3 separate regions of the Homo sapiens genome follow, and regions 1 and 2 are each linked to region 3. The links are chromatin contacts, found by Hi-C or POLR2A ChIA-PET in ENCODE. All regions are on one chromosome and are shown on one strand. Each heading gives the region's core, a stretch centred on a gene start or an enhancer-like site at or near the end of the contact. The rest is flanking DNA. Distances are from core to core; before and after follow the strand shown. Region 1 overlaps LOC101927548 (a long non-coding RNA gene). Region 2 has its middle 86 kb from the start of CTAGE1. Region 3 has its middle 14 kb from the start of CTAGE1.

Region 1 (4,939 bases), core at 1,342-3,841, 120 kb before region 3:
TTCTTTCAAACTTGAGAAAGTGTGGGAGGTAGGGAACTTTTAGATGCCACAAACACGTTTTAAAAAGCATCTCAGAACCAGTTCTCTCTAAGAGGAGAAATACAGTTAGATTCTCCATGGTAAAAAGGAAGTTTTTTTTTTTAATTTTTGTTTTTTAAAGCACTGTGATAGGAGAAAAGGAATACTCTCAATGTATAGGCTCCTTGTGGCAACTGAAAAGACAACCAAGGCATAAGCTTGTGTGTTTCAGGCATAGTTGGTTTGTGGAGTAACTGAGGCCATCTGAAGTGCTTTTTATGATGGGTTTTGCAGTTCATTAAACATTCACTTACAGGGAGAATCTTTAACACTGTAGTTCGTGAGGTAGGCCTTTTCCTCCCAGTCCAGAAGAATAAAATTATCTGGAATGAGAATCGGATGTGAGACAAGTTAAAGAGAATTGGAACTTCTTTTTCTAGGCATTTCAGCTGTATTTTTAGCAGGCAAAATAATTTTGGGGAGCATCATATCTAAATCTTTCACTCCCATTCTTTGAATTTAGCAATTCACGTATATTTTGGGAAAAAAACAACATATGAACACCTACATCTTACAAGGAAGATGTAGATCTATACACACCTAGCGTTGATGTTAAGTGTCTCCCTTCATGGATGAGGTGAAACAGAACAGTTTCACACAGCTGGTGGGAATGTAAATAGTACAACCACTATAGAAAACAGTATGGAGGTTCCTTAAATAACCAAAAGTAGATCTACCATTCAATCCAGCAATCCCACTACTGGGTATCTACCCAAAGGAAAATAAGTCATTATATGAAAAAGACACTTGTACCTACATGTTTACAGCAGCATAACTCTCAATTGCAAAGATATGGAACCAACCTAAGTGCCCATCGATCAATGAGTGGATGAAGAAAATGTGGTATATATACACCATGGAATACTACTCAGCCATAAAAAGAAATGAAATAATGTCTTTTGCAGCAACTTGGATGGAGCTGGAGGCTATTATTTTGAGTAAAGTAAGTCAGGAATGGGAAACCAAATATCCTATGTTCTCACTTATAAGTGGGAGCTAAGCTATGAAGATGCAAAGGCCTAAGAATGATGTAATGGACTTTGGGGACGGGGCCAGGGAAAGTTGGTAGGGGTGAGAGATAAAAGACCATGTATCGGGTACAGTGTACACTGTTCAGGTGATGGGTGCTCTAAAATCTCAGAAATCACCACTAGAGAACTTATCCATATAACCAAAAACCACCTGTACCTCAAAAACTATTGAAATAAAAAAAAAAACAGAATGTTAAAGAGTATCCCTTAACTTGCCCTTCATTAGTGATCAGTACCTTGTCAATGGTAGATAGATCCCCCAAAGTGCTGTTGGTCTGTACATAGGCCGTCCAACTATGTGTAGGTTTGTCACCAGTAACCTAAACTGACACTAAGTGTAGGTAATTTCAGCTCCTCAAACAGGCATGATGGTTTTCAGGAACCATGTCAACTAGAGGAAACCAAGAGGATTTTCTGAAAGCAGCTGATTAATTCTTCGATGACTTCTCTTGGGGTTCCCTGATTTCCCATGGAATCAGACAGCTCTGAGCTGTAATCATTGGTAGTGTTTTGAAATCTTCACGTTATATAAACAAATCATCATCTTGCCAGGTTTGGGGGTCATCCTGTTAATAGGTCTGAAACAGGAACTCAGTGTGAGTCCTGGGTCACGGCCTCTTTTCCCCCAAGATCACATTTTTTTAGACAAACATTGCTTACTTTCTTTAACTGCAGAAAGTCTGTGCACGATTAAGTAGAATTTAGGCTCCTGGTGGTGTGCTAAAGTGAAACAAAGGAATTCCAGTGATTGGTAAGACAGGTGTTTGCTTCCTCTTCCTTGTTTTGGGCAGCACAGGCAAATCCCCCACATTACTGTTGTTCTTCATGGGATTGCCCCTTGGAGAGAGGATGGACACTGCTTATAAACCATCGTCCAGGTCCTATTCCCTCCTCTTTATGGTCGGAGGCACAGTTCTGAGTTCCCCCATATCACAGCAATTACCTTGCATCCCTTTTTCCCCTTTTTGATTACTATAAGTTTGAGTCAGCTCTTCATCCTCTCAAGTTGGCACCCATGGGAAGAGGCCAAGTTTATTTATCTTTGGTGCATCCTGTCTTCCTTTTCTGCCCTTCTGTGGCTTTTGGTAACTTCTTCATCCTTGGGCATTTTTTTGTGCTTAGCTCTTTTCATCTCCTCCCTTCTAAAAAAAAGACTCTTTGGCAAAGGCTCTGATAAACACATTTGCACTGAGGTGTAAATGGCTGATAAAAGATGCGTGTTTTGTTTGTTTGTTTGTTTGTTTTTTTACTAGGAGCATTTGCTTTGGTGCAAAGATATAAATTTCTAATGGTGGAATTTCAGATCAGCAGCCAGGGAAGGGAAGGAGTTGGGGGTGAGATATCTTCTTGAGGCCCCCATCAGCCTGCTTCTAAGGACATCCTCCTCCAAGGTAGCAGCCGGTCATAGGAGGCCCGGGCTGCTGTCTGTGGGAGGGGCTGGTCCCATGGTGAAACTCTGGCCTCACTCCACGACCAGAGCTTGAAGTCCTGGGGCTCTGTCTGAAAATCTTGAGCAAGCATCTTGCTTTTCCCAGAGGAATGTTTGGAAACACTACGAATATCACATTTGTGGTATATGTTTCATTACTTTACTGTTTTCTTCAGCTGATCTGATAGATACTTCATCGTTTTAAGGATTCTTGAACTTGCCCTTTAGCGACTCCAGTGCAACATCCTGGGTTCCCACATAGAGGTTAGTTCTTGCTGACAGAAACCTTTTAGTCTCATCATTCCTCAACTTGTCTAAATCAGAAGTGTTTTCGATATTCAAACCCTGACCTCCAGTAAATGAAAAACTGTTACAGCACAGTGAAATTCCTCCAGGCTTGGAGCACATACATCCATGACCACATCACTGCAGAATGAGATGACTAGGGCTGATGTCAAGGCAGGCAGCACCAGCCCCCACAGAAATGCCGGCCCTGCCCCGATTTCTTTGACACAACATGCAAGCCAGGCCTCTCAGGCACACTCCCAAGATGTGACATCTTCCAAACAACCCCTGCCCCATTAAAAAAATAAAAATCATCAAGCTTCAATGTAACTCAAAGCAGAAAGTATTGGTTAACATTATTTTTTTCCCCTAAAATACAATTCACCTCTCAGAGAAACTACTTTTGGATTCTGTTTATTCTAGTGAGTTGAAAATTTACTGTGGCCAGGGGCCTGTAATCTCAGCACTTTGGGAGGCCAAGGCGGGCTGATTGCTTGAGTCCAGGAGTTCGAGACCAGCCTGGGTGACATGATGAAACCTTGTCTTTACAAAAAATTTAAATAATAGCTGGGTGAGGTGGCACGTTCCTGTAGTCCCAGCTACTTGGGAGGCAGAGGTGGGAGGATTGCCTGAGTCCAGAATGGTGAGGCTGCGGTGAGCTGTGATAGCACCGTGGCAGAGTGAGATTCTGTCTCAAAAAAAAAAAAAAAGAAAACGAAAAATAACAGAAAATTTACCCTGAATTTCACCTTATATGATTCTATGATGTTTATGTGTGTTGAAGAACAAGTCAGACCTATAGGGTAAAGCGTTGTGTATTTGTCGGTTTTCTTTATCAGAGTAACTCAATTTTACCTGTCTTATCATCTTTCCAGGGCCTTTGGTATAGTACGTTCTCATAAAAAATTGTGAGGTGAAAAAGCAAATAAAGATGTTTATTTCTAACCCTATTTTGATAAGTTGAAATCTTTCATTTTCCAGCTGTTTTGTCTATAGTATACTAAACTTCCTCCATGGGCACAATAATACTGTTTATACTGCAGTGTGGGTAAACCTCAGAAACATTATGCTAAGTGAAGGAAGCCAGTCACAAAGGATCCCATATTGTACGGTTCCACTCATGTCAAATGTCTAGAATAGTCTAATCTATAGAGATAGAAAATACGTTAGTTGTTGCCTAGGGCTGAGGGAGACAAGAGAAATGGGGGTGACTGCTAAAGAGTATGAAGTTTCTTTTTGGGGTGATGAAATGTTCTAAAATTATGTTATGGTGATGGTTGTATAACTCTGTAAATGTGCTTTGACTTATACACTTTGAATGTTATGGTATGTAAATTACATATCAATACAGTGGTTTAAAAATGAATAAACTGGCCTGGCATGGTGGCTTAAGCTTGTAATCCGAGCACTTTGGGAGGCCGAGGTGGGCAGATCACTTGAGGTCAGGAGTTCGAGACCAGCCTGACCAACATGGTGAAACCCCAACTCTATTAAAATACAAAAATTAGCCAGGTGTAGTGGTGGGCGCCTGTAATCCCAGCTACTCAGGAGGCTGAGGCAAGAGAAACACTTGAACCCAGGAGATGGAGGTTGCAGTGAGTGGAGATCATGCCACTGCACTCCAGCCTGGGTGACAGAGTGAGTGAGACTCTGAAAATAAAAAGGAGAAAGAAAGAAAGAAAGAGAGAGAGAGAAAGAGAAAGAAAGAAAGAAAGAAAGAGAGAGAGAGAAAGAAAGAAAGAGAGAGAGAGAGAGAAAGAAAGAAAAAAGAAAGAAAAATGAATAAACTATGGTCTTATAAAATGGAAAGAAAAAGAGAGGACTTGGTTTGGATCCTTACTGCGGTGTAATATGAAAGACATTTGGTCTTTGTCCCCAGTTCCTGGCAAAGAGTTCCCTAACACCCAACCTATGGGATCTAATGCTAACTCCAGATAGATAATGTCAGGATTGAATTGATGTATAGTATACCCAGTTGGTGTTTGCTGGAGAACTGCATGGTGTGTGGGGAAAATCCCCTCTGTGTCTGGTCACAGAAGTGTTCTGGGCTGTGATGCAAGCACAGTAGGAGAGAAACAGAGTATCTTTCTTCAGAATTGGCATCAGAAGTGTTGCG
Region 2 (4,932 bases), core at 1,903-4,402, 72 kb after region 3:
TACAAAGACTTGCACATGAGTATTCATAGCAACTAACTCATAATAGCTATAAATTGGAAACGACCCCCAAAACCAATAAGAGATGAATGGATAAACAAATTGTGCTATATCCATACAATGGAATACTACTTAGCAATGAAAAGAAACAAATTGTTGATAGATGGCACACTATGGATGAATCTAAAAAAATATACCAAGTGAAGAAGCTAGACAAAAACTACATAGCGTATGATTCCATCTAGAAAGGCTAAACTAACTCATAGTGACAGAAAAGGAGGCCTGGTGTGGGTGTCAGGAAGATGGGTTGGCAAAGGCCTCAGATCAACTACTGCCCACAGTCAGAGGTGAAAGAGTTGACTGTAAGGTGAAACAGGAAGACTTTCAGGGGTGATCTAAATGTTATATATCTAGATTGTGGTGGTGACATGGGTACATAAATTTGTCAAAACTTATTGAATTGCATACTTAAAATGAATGCATCTGATTGTATTACATCATTGTATGTAAATGATCCTGGACCCCTATCTCACACCAAACACAAAAATTAATTTGAAATAGATCATAGATCTAGATGTAAATTCAACCTATCAAACTTCTGGGAAAAAAAATAAACCAAGAGAATAATCTTTATGAGTTTTGTCAGCAGATTTTTTGGGGACATAAAAATCACTAAAAAGAGGGGGGGATCAATTAATTTAAGTCTCCCCAAAAAATCTTTCTCTTCTTAAATCAGTAGTTATAATCCTAGCAGCACATTTAAGTCATCTGGAGCATGTACAAATAAAAGCACAATACCCATCCCAGACTAACTGAATCACAATATCTTCTTGAGAAACATTGACTTAAAGTTTGGACTCCATTGATTTTCAAAGCAACAAATGTGCCTCACAGAGAGGTTATGTAGCCTTACATCTCTAACATATGAAATATTTTTTGTTTGCATATGAATACATAAATGGAGAAAGTAAGTTATATACACGTATTAATTTATTCAATTTGATTATTATGTATCAGGGACTATGTTGGATGCTTAGTTACAAAAAGACTGAGACACAATCCTTGGCCACAATTATAGGAAGAGTCAGAGTTCTAGGTGGGATAAAAGTTGTGCAAATATATGACGTGCATACACAAAGAGATAGATTTCATCTTGTGTGGGTGTCAGGAAGAGGAGTTGGCAAAGGCCTTAGAGAAGAAGAAGGGATTTCCATTAAGCCAAGTCTCAAAAGATGATTATGATGTGATCTGGTTGTCCTGGACAACTTGACTAACCACACCTCCGCAACCCCGCAGGCAACACACACACATTTTTGTGCACATACCGGCAACATATATATTTTTCAAAATCCTAAGTATCCATGCCTGCCTTATAGTTAACGTTTCGAAGATTCTTTCTCTACCCATTGTCCTGGATTAATATCAAAAGAGAACGAAGAAAGAAGCTTAAGGGAGAAAATCCACTGCATCTTCAGATTGTTTCCTTCTTTCTGATCTCAGGAGGTCCAGGGAGGTAGGAAGAACCTTTTCACCTGTTTCCTCATATTGTTCCTCTATTGTCCTCTCCAGCTGGTAAGCCCCAACATCGTGTATCTTAAAAAGCTAATGAGGCCAGGACAGAATTGCCATTTAAATTCTTTAGTAACATTTCCTCTTACAGTCTGAGCTCTTATCCTCTGACTTGTTTCCTTAAGTTTCTATCAAGCTCCTCAGTCAGGTTAGTTGGAATATTCCCATGCTTCTTCCTTTTTCTGTTAGAGAATAAGGTCTATTATATAACTCCTTCATCTCCTTAGAAATACAGATAGCCTATCAGCAGTTTTGGAAAAACATCCCAACTGATTTTAGGGCATTGAGGCGTTTGATGGGAGGAAGCTATCTATACAAAGAGTGAATGCTGTACAAACAGCAAACTTTACAGGGAAAAAGTTGATATTTATAGATACTCATTTATACCCCAGGGCAAGACAGACAGATAGATAGATAGATAGATAGATAGATAGATAGATAGATAGATAGCAATATATTGATATCTGTTTATCCATTGAGTCAAACAAATAAACACACATAGATTACAAAGGTCCTTTTCTCTTCCCATGCCTGAAGAGAAAGGAGGCCTGTGGTTTCTTTCCATAGATATGCATCACTCCTGAAAAGCACACTCACATCTTGTTTATATATTACAGCCTTCCGCTACTTCACCAAATGTCTCCTGGCCTTTGCTCAGTGAGCCAGTTGAGCTCCCAGAAAAATCCTTCATTCTTTCCCAACTGTGCCTCCCAAGACAGATGTTTTATATCAAGGACACCAAGTCCTGCCCTGAGGACTTAGCCAGCAAAAACTCACTAGAGGCCCTTGCCTTCAGGAGATGATGTAACCTTGGAGAGATGTGTGCTACAATCTCCCTGCAAAGGCGGAAGACAGCGTGAACTCACAGGGGACCCAGGCCAGGGTATTGGGTGGGCCATCCCTCTCTGTTGTGATGAGTGGCTATAGTGTGTAAGTCAGCCTGGGAAAATGTCTGCTCAGTCCCAGGAGTGGATTCCACAGCTCTTTGGTTGACAGTTCAGTTCCCACCATCTTCTGCTTGCAAGTCTTCTTAGGGCAATGCTGCAGGGTAGGTCCTTGTCCTGTTTTATTCAAGAGCACTCCTGGTATGGCCCCACCATCTGTGCAGAGAGCAAGGCTTCACATGTCTCCAGGGTCTTATGGTAAGTTGGATATGACAAGTGAGAACCCAGCAGTCTGGGGACAGTGCTCAGAGCAGTGTAAAGGGCAGTCACACAGCCAAGTACTTTCCAAGGCAGGGCAGGCCTTGCCAGTCCTCACTCAGAGATGTTCACACCAGCCTTGTGTACAGCATGCTTAGCTCTTTGATTTCTGAGCCCTCAGCTATCACAAGTAGTCAATTCTCAGGAGAGGCTGAGTTGGGAGATGGACCTAATGACATTGCCTAGCACACAGTAGGCACTCAAAGCATATTAGATGAATGACAGAATGATCAAACAGCATCAAAAAGGCACAGCTAACTAGAAGAGGGGGCCCAGGAAAACAAATAAGTAAAATTGATGCTTTCGTGCCTGGGCCCTTTAGGACAAGGAAAAGAACTCAGGATTGCAAACTGCTAGTCTGAACTAGGGACTTGACATTTATTATCTGAGTCACTCATGTAGTCATCCTGGGAGGTATTAGGAACACCCTTTTACAGATGCAGAGGTGGAAGCCTGGAGAAGGGAAGTGGTTCCCCCCAGGTCCTCCATCCAGTAAGGGGCAAGGCCTCAGTCCCAACAAAGCTCTACCTCTGTTGCAGCTCATAGCTCAGTTTCCTCAACTACAGAAAGGATGCAGCGTTGCTTATCAAATGGGGTGGTTTCGAAAGCAGCATATTTAAACTCTGGATTAGGACCCCATTAAACTTGAATCTGGATCAGATCTAGGGAGAAGTTTACTTTTGTGCTATTCATAAAAGAAAAGGTTTAGAAAGCCAAGAACCGTGTAAACCACATTGCTGGGTGGGAGGATGTGAAAAGTATGTAAGCAAATAAACTATCTCTAAGCAACTCAAACATAAGACAAACATTTATTTGCATATAGATGAGTGATGTGATTGCTTCTGCCTGGAACCATTTTTCACTTTTCTGTCTTTTCCCCTTTTTTTCTAACTAACTTTTATTTATCCTTCAAGTCATGCCTTAACTGTCATGCCCTGTGGAAAGCCTCTACTGACCCCTGCACTAAGTGACTCACTTCTATTATACTATCCTGTGTCCTCCATTATTTTAATTGCTTGTTTATTTTCTGTCTTCCTTTCCAGGCAGCAAATTCCACAGTAACAGTAGCAATGATGTCCTTAGCACTTAGCACAGTCCCTGACACACTGCCAAAAGTACATGTAAAATGAATATATGAAAGAATAAATGATATGCTAATTACAAATCACAGGTTCCTCTAAGATACTTTTCCCAAACAAGTCACTAAATGGATTGAATAGTCACTCCTTTAACTGCTTGTTCTCTCTCTGTGCCTTTTTCAACAACTTTTGATTAAATCGCTACTGTTCATCAGATTCCATACTAGATGAAATAGACACATTTATTTGCCCTACGTAACCCACTGTGTCCCGTTCACATGTCTGTAGAGTGCCCATAATGCTTTGTAGCACTCATCTATTTACATGTTTGTCTCTACAACTAAAAGGCTATAAACTCGTAGAACTCAGAGTTAGGGTATTGATCATCTTACATCACCAGAACCTGGCACAGTGAGTGGTAGAGAATAAGTACTTTATAATTGTATTTGGAGTGGTGAATAAAATATTTTAAATTGATACAGCCCTTTGGAAATCAATCTGGCAAAATGAATTGAATACCTTAAAATACTTATATTGACTACTTCTAATATAACATAAGTAAATCATTCATCTTAAACAAAAATCCCTATGTAAAAATATTTATCAATTATAGTAACAAAATGTGGGAACTAGTTAAATGTCTATTTGTAAATAAAAGGTTAAGTAATCTACCACACACGTCTACATGTTGGAGTATTGTGCAGGCTTTATAAATGATGCTAAGGAAGAACACAGGAAAGTGATCATGAAATCACTTTTAATTAAATAAAATTTAAGTATTAAAATTGTATTTTAAATACCATATTCATATATTCATTTTTGAAAAAAATTAAAGCAAGCTAATTATAGGAAACACAATACATGAAAGAAATAGACAAACATATCATGTGTTTGGTGAATGATCAATGGGCATTTTGCTTTTATTTCCTTATGTGTTAAGTAATTTCCAAATTTTCTTAAATAAGTTTGCTCATTTTTTTTCTTTTTTTTCTTTTTTTGAGACAGAGTCTTGCACTGTCGCCCGGGCTGGAGTGCACTGGCGTGATCTTGGCTCACTGCAAGCTCTGCCTCCCGGGTTCACACCA
Region 3 (4,814 bases), core at 1,619-4,118:
TCTTACAAGTGAAGCAGATGAAGCCCAGTGCTTGGGTCAACAGCCCTCATTGACCAAGCTACAAAAGGAAGAGTCAAGACTCCACAAGGCCTGCATGGCCTCACCACACAAGCTCACAGCCAGTGTTTGTGAGGCCTCTCCTTTGGCAAGAGGTGCAGAGCTGCTGTACAAGTAGCCACTGTGAGTGAGGGGCCTCCTTGGTGGGATGGAGGGGTGAAGGGGAGGGAGAAAATGAGGATGAATACCAGGTTCCTGGCTTGGATCACTGGGTAGACAGTGGTACCCCTCACCCATGTTAGCAACTCAGGAGAAGAAGCTGTGGAGGCTTTGGCAGCAGCCTTCTGCACTTTGTGTCCTGTCATCTTGCAGAACATCAAAGGCCAATGTACACATGGGTCCAACACTCCAGACAATATTTTCCTGACCCCCTTGACTCCAGTGACCTTTACTTGGATTCCATTTCAACCAGCCACCCTCTTGGCTATGCTTGTTCCATGCATTCCCCAAAACTCCCCCATATGAGAATTCCCATGTTCAAATGACCACTTTCTGTCTGCACTGGGTCTGTTGGACTCTTGCTCCAGTTATTTGCACCACGTGTTTTCCTGCCTCCGTAAGACTCCCAAGCCTTCAGCCTGTCTTCCCAGCTACCAACGTATAAACTCTATCCTGTCCTTGCTCTTTTCCAAGCCTGGCTGCCCCCATGAATTATGTCCCATGCTTACCTCTGCAGCCCCCTCTCCTGCCACAGCCTGGTCTCTCTTTGCTCCTTGTTCCAGGCAAAACCATGACCAGATATTTCCCTGATTCTAAGATCCCATTTGTTGAAGAGACAATAATGTTTAATAACAGATTTCTAGAAGAAAGACAACACTACCACATGAAATGTATGCAGTCATTGGGAGAAATCTTTGTATTTAAGAAATGATCAAAGTGCAAACAGATCTGTTTTAGGATGGTGAGATTTCAGTTCTTCAGTCTCTCTCATCCCCAGGTCATGGGCACACAGTTTCTGGCTGGAATGGAAATACTATCTCATTTAACTTTTAAACAATGCTGCAAACTAGGTATTCGCATCACCATTTTATAAAATGGAAACAGTTTTAGAAACATAAAGTTATTTTCTCTAAGAAGGTTACACAGGTAATAAGGGAGAAAAATTATATTAGTCTGTTTAGGCAACCATAACAAAATACCATGGCCTGGGTGGCTTATGCAACACACATTTGTTTTCTCATGGTTCTGGGGGCTGGAAGTTTGAGATCTGGATGTCGGCAGGGTTGGGTGCTGGGGAGGGCTCTCTCCCAGGCTTGCAGAGGGCCACCTTCTTGCTGCGTCCTCACATGACCCTTCCTCAGTGGGTGCTTCCTCTCCTTATAAAGTCACAAATCCCATCATGCAGGACCCAACCTCAAGACCTAATGTAACTCTCATTACCTCCCAAAGGTCCATCTCCAAGGTCTCATTACCTCCCAAGGTCTCATCCCATTGGGGGTTAGAGCTTCAACATATGAGTGATGAGGGAGGGACACAAACGTTCAGTACATAACAATAATCATGTCTTAAACATAGGCCTTCTCATTTCAATTTCTAATTTCCTTTTATCCTGCTACACTGTAGCTGGATTCATTAATTCCTACTTGCCTTCTAAAACCCAGTCAGGGTGCCCACCGTGAAAAGCCCTTCCAGACCCTGTTTTCCAAGGCGGGGCTGGGCTCAGGGCTCTCCTCTGGGCTTCCCTCGGATCCTGTGCATTCTTTTAGTCCTTCCCACTGTGTTTGAGAATCACAGATAGGTCAAGGCCTTAGTAACTTTGTGTCTGTAGAACCAACAAGACTTGTTCCATCGTGGCCCTTCCAACAATATTTGTTCCGTTTCCCTGGAGCAATTTGACAGCCCATCGGGCATTGGGAACGGTTTTATCTGTTTTAGGACCATTAGAACTTCAAGAATCGCACAAATGCTACTGGTTTTTTTTCAGACCTTCAGAAACTCCCAAGCCAATGCTTTCAGGAAGTCTTAAATATTCATCTTAGAAAACTCTAATTAGTATTGCAAATTAAATGTATCCTTTTCTGGTCTGGCTATTATACAAATGGAGGTGTTTTTTCAGTTGTTGTTTTAAGACAAGGTCTCACTTTGTCATCCAGGCTGGATTACAGTGGCGTGATCATGCCTCATTGCAGCCTCGACTGCCTGGGCTCAAGTGATCCTCCCACCTCAGCCTCTGGAGTAGCTGGGACCACAGGCATGCACCACCACACCCCAAATGGAGGACTTTTTTTTTTTTTTTTTTGATGGAGCCTTGCTCTGTCTCCCAGGCTGGAGTGCAGTGGTACGATCTCAGGTCACTGCAACCTCTGCTTCCTGGGTTCAAACAATTCTGCTTCCTCAACCCCCTGAGTAGCTGGGATTACAGTCATGCACCACCACACCCAGCTAATTTTTGCATTTTTAGTAGAGACGGGGGTTTTGCCATGTTGGGCAGGCTGGTCTCAAACTCCTGAACTCAGGTGTTCTGCTTGCCACAGCCTCCCAAAGTGCTAGGATTACAGGCATGGGCCACCATGCCTGGCCCCAAATGGAGGTTTTTCACACCAGACCTGAAAATCCATTCGTTGGGGAGGATAGGAACGTCTAAGTTGTTTGATGTTTGGCCCAGACTTTTAGAAAATCCCACAAGTAAATTTTACTGGTAGGAACAGTGGGAATCAAACTCATCTCTTTGAAAGGCTTGATGATAGCAAAGTCTCCCGAGACACAAGTAGTGATACGGGAGATGGAGCAAAATAACTTGCTCCATATCTTCCTTCCTTAAAAGAATTGGCCAAGGAACGGCTTGGATGACTCATTGATCTCTGCCTGTGACCCGTGCCAGAGCCTTGCCTGCCGGGTTCTCTGAGTTTCTGGTGAAGCATTCAGACTCCATGCAGGAAGTGAGGTCATGATTGTTTTGGCAGTTTGGGTGGCGTTTATCCTTTGGTAGCGGCTGAAGTTTATCAGTAGGTTTAGCCTTTGCACTTTGAGAAACCAACTATTATCTCACTCACAATTTAGAATAATAAAAAGTCCATGGCAGAAAAACGTGCAGTAAGTACAGATAAAGAACAAACGAGGGAGAACCTGGTGTTCCTGTCCACATCAGCCCCCCAGGGCACACAATCTATCCATGCTCTGATAGAGTCCGTGAGAAGGCGCCACCGGCGTTCTCGCTTTTTCTTTCTGGTAGCAGCTGCAAGTCAAGACATTTCTTGGAGAGCGGTTGGGAGTAGAGAAAACACGTTACATCTTTAGTTAATAATTTGGATTCAGTTATATCCTGAAGTGACCTGCAAGGGGGACACTTAGGTTTAGGAAGACCTCTTAAAGGTTTGTCTCCTCCCTGGGAGCTGTAATCAGAGCAGTTAAAAGATGGGCTAAGCCTCCGCAGTTTGTTGTCAGAAGTGGCTAAGAAGAATCTGGTAACTGCTGTCAGGGACCCCTCCTGGAGGCTTCCTGTACCCCGTGGGACGCCGACCAGATTTCCAATGTGGTTCTAAGTCTGAGATGCTACAAGCTTATGCATTTACAATTACATAGAGAAACAGGGTTCTCCTTTAACACTTTGCTCATGAGGGGCATCCCAAAGACTAAAAAGTACGGAACTGCAAAAACAAACGAACAAACAACTTTGCAAATCTTGCTTTAAATATCCAAAGCAAGAGAAAAGTAACACATCACCATTAAAATGATCTTAGATTGGTAAACTATCTGAGCTGCTATACTATTATTAATGGGAAAAAAAAAAACACCTGGATGAAGATGTTAAATAATTCCATAAGTCACTATCATTCATCAAGCAAGTAAGAGACTTTTTATGCAACTACAAACTCTGGCTTGACTTCTTCAAATTTTGTTTTATGTTTTATTTTTTATATCTGGAATATATTGTGAGACTTAGAACAGATGGCTATAATCCCAAAGCATATATATGCATTATAGTTTTTAGGAGCTAAAAACTATAATTAAAAATGATTGTATGCACACACAGTGCTGAAAGATTTTTAAAACAGAAAAGCTTCATATAAAATGTGGACTTTCTCAGCCATCCTGTTACTTGATGCTCTGTAGACATGCTCTGGGTGAGAGGATCATACCTCACAGTGGGATCGGGACACCCCAAAGGGAGATTGTCTTGTAGTTGGATCAGTTCGGCCTAGTCCACACTTGGAACTCTCCCCTGCTGGTTTCAGTTACGGTAGACTGGAATTGGCACATTACCCAGAGGCGGAAGGGAAGTTACAGTGTCTGTGGATATGTATAGTGGTGCCTCACACACTAGATTTCATGTCAGACAAAGCAAGTTGAAATCTGCAATCTGCTTTTTATTAGCTTTGTGACCTTGGGCAAGTTAATCTCTTTAATCCCCGGTAACACTGTGGGGTTATTTTGAGGTTTAAATGAACCCACGACGGCCACTTCACTAACTCCCTAATTTTCTTATTACTCATCAGGTCCCCATGTTCTCTCATCCTTCCTTTCATGGCTTAATTAATTCATGGCTTAATTAATGGTTGGCTCCATCTTCACAAGCACCCTCAAAGCTCTCTTGTTTCTCTCCCTCCATTGTACTTGCCTGGAAACCCCCAGCCTAAGATGGATCCACCAAGCTACTCTTCTGGGAGAGAAATCATTCATACCAACAGGATCACAAAACACACTTTTCCACCTGCATCTGCCTTGTGCTCACAGTGCCGTTTGACCCAGTCGGCCACCATCTTCTTGGCTTCTTAACACCACCACCACTTCTTAACACTTCTTGGCTTCTTAACACC

Evidence for each region. A loop is a pair of places that touch in the nucleus more often than their neighbours do. ChIA-PET counts read pairs that join two places held with the same protein, here RNA polymerase II (POLR2A). Pooled maps may share reads with other maps.
Region 1: a map of IMR-90 shows a loop between it and region 3 (2.2-fold over the local background). The contact joins two enhancer-like sites. A Hi-C loop is called at or near these places in 1 of 168 maps with a recorded cell type or tissue (IMR-90). POLR2A ChIA-PET finds 5 or more read pairs at or near these places in 1 of 52 experiments (activated CD4-positive, alpha-beta T cell).
Region 2: a loop to region 3 is called in a map of heart right ventricle, with 2.1 times the contacts of the local background. The contact joins two enhancer-like sites. A Hi-C loop is called at or near these places in 7 of 168 maps with a recorded cell type or tissue (Caco-2, HCT116, PC-3 and 4 more), 1 of 37 single-sample maps with no recorded cell type and 1 of 50 pooled maps.

Annotation. Positions count from the first base shown.
Region 1 is chr18:22,311,605-22,316,543 of GRCh38, forward strand. All of the region lies in intron 1 of LOC101927548 (a long non-coding RNA gene), which reads right to left. Among named protein-coding and RNA genes, the nearest start is that of CTAGE1, 100 kb to the right of the region's middle. Within about 2 kb of position 2,592, at least 4 of the 41 ENCODE cell types and tissues checked have a DNase peak (open chromatin) inside an H3K27ac peak, as active enhancers do.
Region 2 is chr18:22,501,684-22,506,615 of GRCh38, forward strand. No RefSeq gene overlaps it. Among named protein-coding and RNA genes, the nearest start is that of CTAGE1, 86 kb to the left of the region's middle. Within about 2 kb of position 3,153, at least 9 of the 41 ENCODE cell types and tissues checked have a DNase peak (open chromatin) inside an H3K27ac peak, as active enhancers do; they include heart right ventricle and left ventricle myocardium inferior, where a contact is called at or near this core.
Region 3 is chr18:22,429,888-22,434,701 of GRCh38, forward strand. No RefSeq gene overlaps it. Among named protein-coding and RNA genes, the nearest start is that of CTAGE1, 14 kb to the left of the region's middle. Within about 2 kb of position 2,869, at least 11 of the 41 ENCODE cell types and tissues checked have a DNase peak (open chromatin) inside an H3K27ac peak, as active enhancers do; they include heart right ventricle and left ventricle myocardium inferior, where a contact is called at or near this core.